Regions from separate parts of the Homo sapiens genome. Here region 1 is linked to region 2. Evidence: chromatin contacts called from ENCODE Hi-C or POLR2A ChIA-PET data. All regions are on one chromosome and are shown on one strand. Each heading gives the region's core, a stretch centred on a gene start or an enhancer-like site at or near the end of the contact. The rest is flanking DNA. Distances are from core to core; before and after follow the strand shown. Region 1 holds the start of ZBTB40 (zinc finger and BTB domain containing 40). Region 2 holds the start of OTUD3 (OTU deubiquitinase 3).

Region 1 (2,967 bases), core at 171-2,670, 2.6 Mb after region 2:
AGCTACAGTAAATCCGACCCTGAATGTAACGGTGACATGAGTATAATAGTGAAAGTGACTAACTGGGCACAAGGGTATGAGGACAACAGTGTACCCTGAAGGGGCCTGTTAAATACTGGCTTGACTGTGTGGCAGCAAAAGTGGCTGCATGACAATGACAGTGAAAACAACAGAAAGGGCAACAGCTGGGCAAACAAAGTGCTATTTTGAACAGAACCGTTTGAAGTTTATGGTCAATGACGGTAGCTGCATGTCAGACAGTGACAGTAAATATGATCGACCGGGAGACAGCAACAATGCAAGTGACAGTTCTGCCCAGTAGATTGAATTTGTGATGTAAAACGGTGATGGGGTGAGTCAGTCAGCCAGAGACAGCTCTCAGAACGACTGAATATTGACATTGCAGATGGAAAAGGTATAACCACAGAGGAAGCTGGACATTGCACTAAGATGGCTGGATTTGGGCACGTAACTGTCAGGGACAGAAAAAGTGGCTGCATGTCAGTGACAGGGTGACTGTGTTCAGTGGGCCAGCGCGGAGGTGACTCAGTTTGTTACTGCTGGATCTGATTTAAATGTTTGTGTAAGGAAGGGTGGCAAGGGGACGCTTCAACAGGGAACGCATAGTGTGTGAGAAGGAAAATGAGCAAAAGAAAAGCTAGGACTAAATCCCAAAGCCCCTAAATCCCAAAATTGGGAGGTGCGAGAGGCAGGATCAGGATGCCTCCAGGATGCCTTCAGCCCACTGCGCCCCACCAGCGCCAAGCCTGTCCCACAAAGAGTGCGGGCTGGGGACGCGGCTCAGGTCGCCTCTCCGCCTCGCACGTGAATGTGTTGTTTTGGAAAAACGAAGCCTTTTGTGTTCACTTCCTTGCCCTCCTTTGAAACAAAATCCTAATCCTAGAGCTGCCGGAGCGAGACTGCGGAGCTCCATTAGAACTTTCCTTAGGGCCGGGCATGGTGGGAGGCCGAGGCAGGTGGATCATCTGGGCTCAGGAGTTCGGGACCAGCCTGGCCAACATGGTGACATCCTGTCTCTACTAAAAATAGAAGAGAAAAAAAAAATTAGCAGGGCGTGGTGGCGCGCGCCTGTAATCCCAGCTACTCGGGAGGCTGAGGCAGGAGAATCGCTTGAACCTGGAAGGCGGAGGCTGCAGTGGGGCGAGATCGCGCCGCTACACTCCAGCCTGGGAAACAAGAGCGAATCTCCCATCTCAAAAAAAAAAAAAAGAAAAAAACTTTACTTAGGAAGTGTGGGGAGGGAAGGAGGGAGTGGCCAAGGTCAGAGGTCAGAGAAGAGCCTAGCAACCAGCCGGCCCCCGCCGTCCTAGCATAGGTGGAGAGCGAGCGCGTGACGCAGGCCCCGCCCCCAGCACGTGACCGCGGCGCGTGGGGCAGGTCGGGCCGCCCCCTCCCCTCTGATACCCATTGCGCGCCGGCCTCAAGATGGCCGCCTTCTGGCGTCTCCGGCGCTGTTGAATGGCGAAAGCTTTATTGTTCCCTTCGGGCAGGAGTGTTCGTGTCCTCTATGGCGCTGTCAATAAAGAACGGCAGTTTGAATCGGTGCTGAACAGGTAACCATAGAAACGGGGCTGGGACTCCGCGTGGAGACCCTTCCTGCAGCGGGGGCCCGGGTGCGCCCTAAATGAGGGGTGTATACAGACCCTTCCGCGTGGCGAACTCCGCGGGACTCGGCCGAATCACGGCCGCCTCACCTACACCCCGGACGTGCCCCCTCCAGGGGCGGTCCGCACCCCTGGCGCCGGCTCTGCTGTAGACTGCGGAGGGGAGAGACCGCGGGGACCCACTCAGGGCGCCAGGCCCGACCTGACACCGCCTGGGGCTCGCTGTCGCCCCGCACCTCCCTCTCGGCCCGTCCGGAGGCCTCTTGTCGCTGTCTCACTCCCCCTCCCTTCAGGTCCCTTCGCCGGGCGTCAGCGGACTATGGCCTTGGGCCTAATCCATGCCCCCCTTCTCTCTTCCCCTCTCGGTCTTTGTTTACAGTTGCAAATGGTTAGGGGGAAGAATATTTCATGTAATTTGCGAAAGTTCTATGAAATCAAGTCCATAAATGAAGTTTTATTGGAACACGGCCCTGTTCATTGTTGATGTATTGTCTATGGCTGCTTTCCTGCCAAGAGGGCAGAGCTGAGTAGTTGCGCAGCCGTTGCTTGGCTTTGATCGGCTGGCTCACAAAGCCAGAAATATTTCTGTCTGGTCCCTTACAGCAAAAGTTTACTGACCCCTGCCCTAAACACAAGGAGATTGGATCAGTGTTGTCATTCAGCTATTCCTCTCGTCGGTTCTTCTGGAGTGGGAAAAGAGTTAAAACTGCGCGATGCACCGAGAGCACTTTAGTTGACAGAACACTCTGGCTTCCCTTCTGGTCTTACTGACTATTCAGAGTTTCTCCTGCTTTGAATAGCGTTGGTACCATGCAGCCAGTGCTGCAATGAACCAGGTGCTTTATTTATATTCATACAAGTGTTGTTCTACTTTATGACGACGCTTTATAAGTAAGTATGGTATTTCCATTTTACAAACGAGGAAGAAATTTGTTCTGAGTGGTTAATATATGTATAGGTGTACTAGGTTATAGGGCTGCCAAATTGAGCCTGTCCCTGGGAGCCCCCTGCCTGATGGCACCGGTCAAACTGCTTTGGATTTTATTCTTTCAAGTCTTTTCTACCTGGAATTGTTTGTTCTTCCCTGGAATTGTACCCAGATCTTTGTATGGTTAATGGAGATTTAATTACAATCTCAGTGAAATTTTTTTCTACTTAGCTAAATCATCAAACTTCTGCCCCTCCTTTCTAATATAAACACTTTTCTTCTATGTCAGTAGTCCCCAAACTTAGCTATTCATTAGTGGTTTAACAAATGGTTTCAGAACACCCCATGCATGTACGCATGCATTCATTAATCATTTAGTGTTTGTTGAGCACTTACTGTGTACCAGAGACGTTT
Region 2 (2,937 bases), core at 30-2,529:
ACCAAATACTGCACGTTCTTATAAGTGGGAGCTAAACATTGGATACACATGGACACAAAGATGGGAACAATAGACTCTGGGGAATACAAGAGTCGGGAGGCAGTTGGGGGAAAGGGTTGAAAAACTACCTATTGTGTATTGTGTACTTTGCTCACTACCTGGGTGACAGATTCATTTGTACTCCAAACCTCAGCCTCACGCAATATAGATGGGGTTTCACCATCTTGGCCAGCTGGCCAGGCTGGTCTCGAACTCCTGACCTCAGGCGATCCCCTGGCCTCGGCTTCCCAAAGTGTTGGGATTACAGGCGTGGGCCACTGCACCTGGCCTCAGTTTTTGTTTTTGTTTTTTTGTTTGTTTGTTTTTTGAGATGGAGTCTCGCTCTGTCCCCCAGGCTGGAGTGCAGTGGTGCAATCTCGGCTCACTGCAAGCTCCGCTTCCCGGGTTCATGCCATTCTCCTGCCTCAGCCTCCCGAGTAGCTGGGACTACAGGCGCCCGCCACCACGCCCGGCTAATTTTTGTATTTTTAGTAGAGACGGGGTTTCACAGTGTTAGCCAGGATGGTCTCCATCTCCTGACTTTGTGGTCAGCCCGCCTCGGCCTCCCAAAGTGCTGGGATTACAGGTGTGAGCCATCACGCCCAGCCTGGTCTGTCTCAGTTTTAAAACGGAAAGTCCTGCATCCCAAGAAAACCTCTAGTCCAGGCAAACCTAGGTGGGTCGCTCTAGGATGGAATTAGGATTTCCAGTGGTCTTGGACAGAAGGGCGACCTCTCCCTTGAGTTACGAAGGAAGGCGGAGAGATGAAGGGCAGGATTAAATAAACAAGTATGCGGGCTTTGGAGCCAGGGCAAAGCTCTGCCTTTTAGCTGTGTGATCTTGAAATTATTTAACCACTCAGATTCAGTTTCCTGTAATTTGGGGATAATTAAACAAGAATGAGCCGTGTGAAAGTGCCTATCCAACTGTAGTAGGCTCGCAGCAAGAGTTTAAATCGTTTTTATTCATCTCCGGTCCTAACTTTTGCCGCTGCTCTGTGTTCCACTCTTCTATCATCTTTAATTTCTCTGCTTGACTTGTTCCTGCTTTGTTCTCTCTGGTCCCTCTCCGGTCGCTCCTGCCACTCACGTTGAGTACCATCCACCACTAGAGGGCGGAATAGAACAAACCAAGATGGGTGCCCCTCCAGCTCTCTATGGCGTCTGCTCGCCGAGCCCCGCAAAAGAGGCGGGGATTCCATCATGTGACCGGGGTGCTGGGCGCCGGCGCAGGCGCGGTTGCTGCGTAGTCGTCGCCGGGCTCCGTTGCCCGCGCTGTTTTACCTTCCCAACGCTTGAGGCGGACGCTGGGGGGTCCTGCGCCTTTCCCTCCTGCCGCTGGGGACTGCAGGCTAAGGCCATGTCCCGAAAGCAGGCGGCGAAGAGCCGGCCGGGCAGCGGCAGCCGGAAAGCCGAGGCCGAGCGCAAGCGGGACGAGCGGGCGGCGCGCCGGGCCCTGGCCAAGGAGCGGCGGAATCGGCCGGAGTCTGGCGGCGGCGGCGGCTGCGAGGAGGAGTTCGTCAGCTTCGCCAACCAGCTGCAGGCCCTGGGGCTGAAGCTGCGGGAGGTGCCGGGGGACGGGTGAGGCGGGCCGGGAGCGAGGGAGGCGGCGCCGGGGGACGCGCCGGGCTCGGCCTGGCGACCGTTGCCCGCTCGCGTCCATCCATCCATTCATTCGGGCGGCCCGGGCGCCTCCCGCGAGCCAGCCACGCTCCGAGTGCAGGGCGTCCAGCTGCGAGTGAGGCGGACAAGCCCCTCGCCCCGAGACGCTCGCGGGGATCCCAAAGGGTCCTAATCATGGCAGACGCCGCGAGCGAAATAGAAAGTGGGTGCTGAGACCGTATATGGGAGCAGGGCCACTGGATTGTGGCCAGGAAGGGCTCTCTCAAAGGTGACATTTAAGCTGAGTTCTGAAGGAATGAGATGGAGCCAGGCATTGGAAAAACAGTTATCATGACGATAAGACCAGTTGAAGGAGTTTGAGTAAGCCCCACTTGGTAGAACGCTTTGCCTCCTTTGAGTCCTTGGTTTTTGGGTGGTGCCCCCATTTACATTTGTGAAATTAGGTCGCCTGTTTACTGAGCTGAAGGCAGCTTCTCTAATTCTTCCTTCCATGGGCCTCAGTTTCTCTGTAAGCAAAGGTGCTTCCCCAAGCTTTCTTGGGACTTAGACTGGATCCAGGTCCAGCTTTCTTTAGGGAACGCGGAGGGGGAGAGTGGGGAGGAGGAAGAAAATTAGCTTCAAGAAAGGGGATATGGCTCCAGGAACATGGATGGAAGAAGGAAAAGGGTCAGGAAGAGGGGAGAACAGTTAGGATCCCCATTGCAGGGGCAGGTAAAAAGGGGTCTGGTTGTCAGCTGTGTCACTTTGGAAGAGAGAGTGTTAATAACAGCCTGGCTTTTGTTTTTTTCCTCCCCGTATTTGAGTGCTCAGATCCTGCAGAGGGAAGACTAAAATGAAATTAAAGACCATAAGGAATTGCCTTAGTTCATTATTATTGTTATTTTGTAGAGACGGTGATTTTGCTGTGTTGCCCAGGCTGGTCTCGAACTCCTGGCTTCAAGCGATCCTCCTGCCTCGGCCTCCCAAAGTGCCTAGATTACAGGCATGAGCTACCACCCCCGGCCAGGAATTGCCTTAGATATTAACTGCAGAATAAGGTGTTTTAAAAATTTTCACATTACATTGCAGCTTATTGATTAAGACTGTGAACTGGTCCTAATTTCCCTTTCCCACCGTTCCTGTTTATGCTCATTGCTTCAGGCAGATTGGATTTCTTTTTGCTCACAAAGAGTTCACCACACTTTGCTGCGTTGCTGTTTTTGCTTAAGATGCAGTTGGAACTTGATTACATTTATTCACCATCATCTGGCAAAGTGCTTGGTACATGGAAGGCAGT

What was found. A loop is a pair of places that touch in the nucleus more often than their neighbours do. ChIA-PET counts read pairs that join two places held with the same protein, here RNA polymerase II (POLR2A). Pooled maps may share reads with other maps.
Region 1: a loop to region 2 is called in a map of CD8-positive, alpha-beta T cell, with 14 times the contacts of the local background. The contact joins the promoter of ZBTB40 here to the promoter of OTUD3 in region 2. A Hi-C loop is called at or near these places in 1 of 168 maps with a recorded cell type or tissue (CD8-positive, alpha-beta T cell) and 7 of 50 pooled maps. POLR2A ChIA-PET finds 5 or more read pairs at or near these places in 1 of 52 experiments (T-cell).

What each region holds. Positions count from the first base shown.
Region 1 is chr1:22,450,431-22,453,397 of GRCh38, forward strand. ZBTB40 (zinc finger and BTB domain containing 40) reads left to right here and starts at 1,421. Exons shown (of 18, transcript NM_014870.4): 1 at 1,421-1,574. RefSeq lists silencers at 666-960, 1,275-1,474, 1,815-1,904 and enhancers at 1,350-1,911, 1,625-1,704.
Region 2 is chr1:19,881,116-19,884,052 of GRCh38, forward strand. OTUD3 (OTU deubiquitinase 3) reads left to right here and starts at 1,280. Exons shown (of 8, transcript NM_015207.2): 1 at 1,280-1,619. The coding sequence starts at 1,399. All of the region lies in intron 1 of LOC105376823 (a long non-coding RNA gene), which reads right to left. RefSeq lists an enhancer at 1,064-1,113 and a silencer at 1,484-1,823.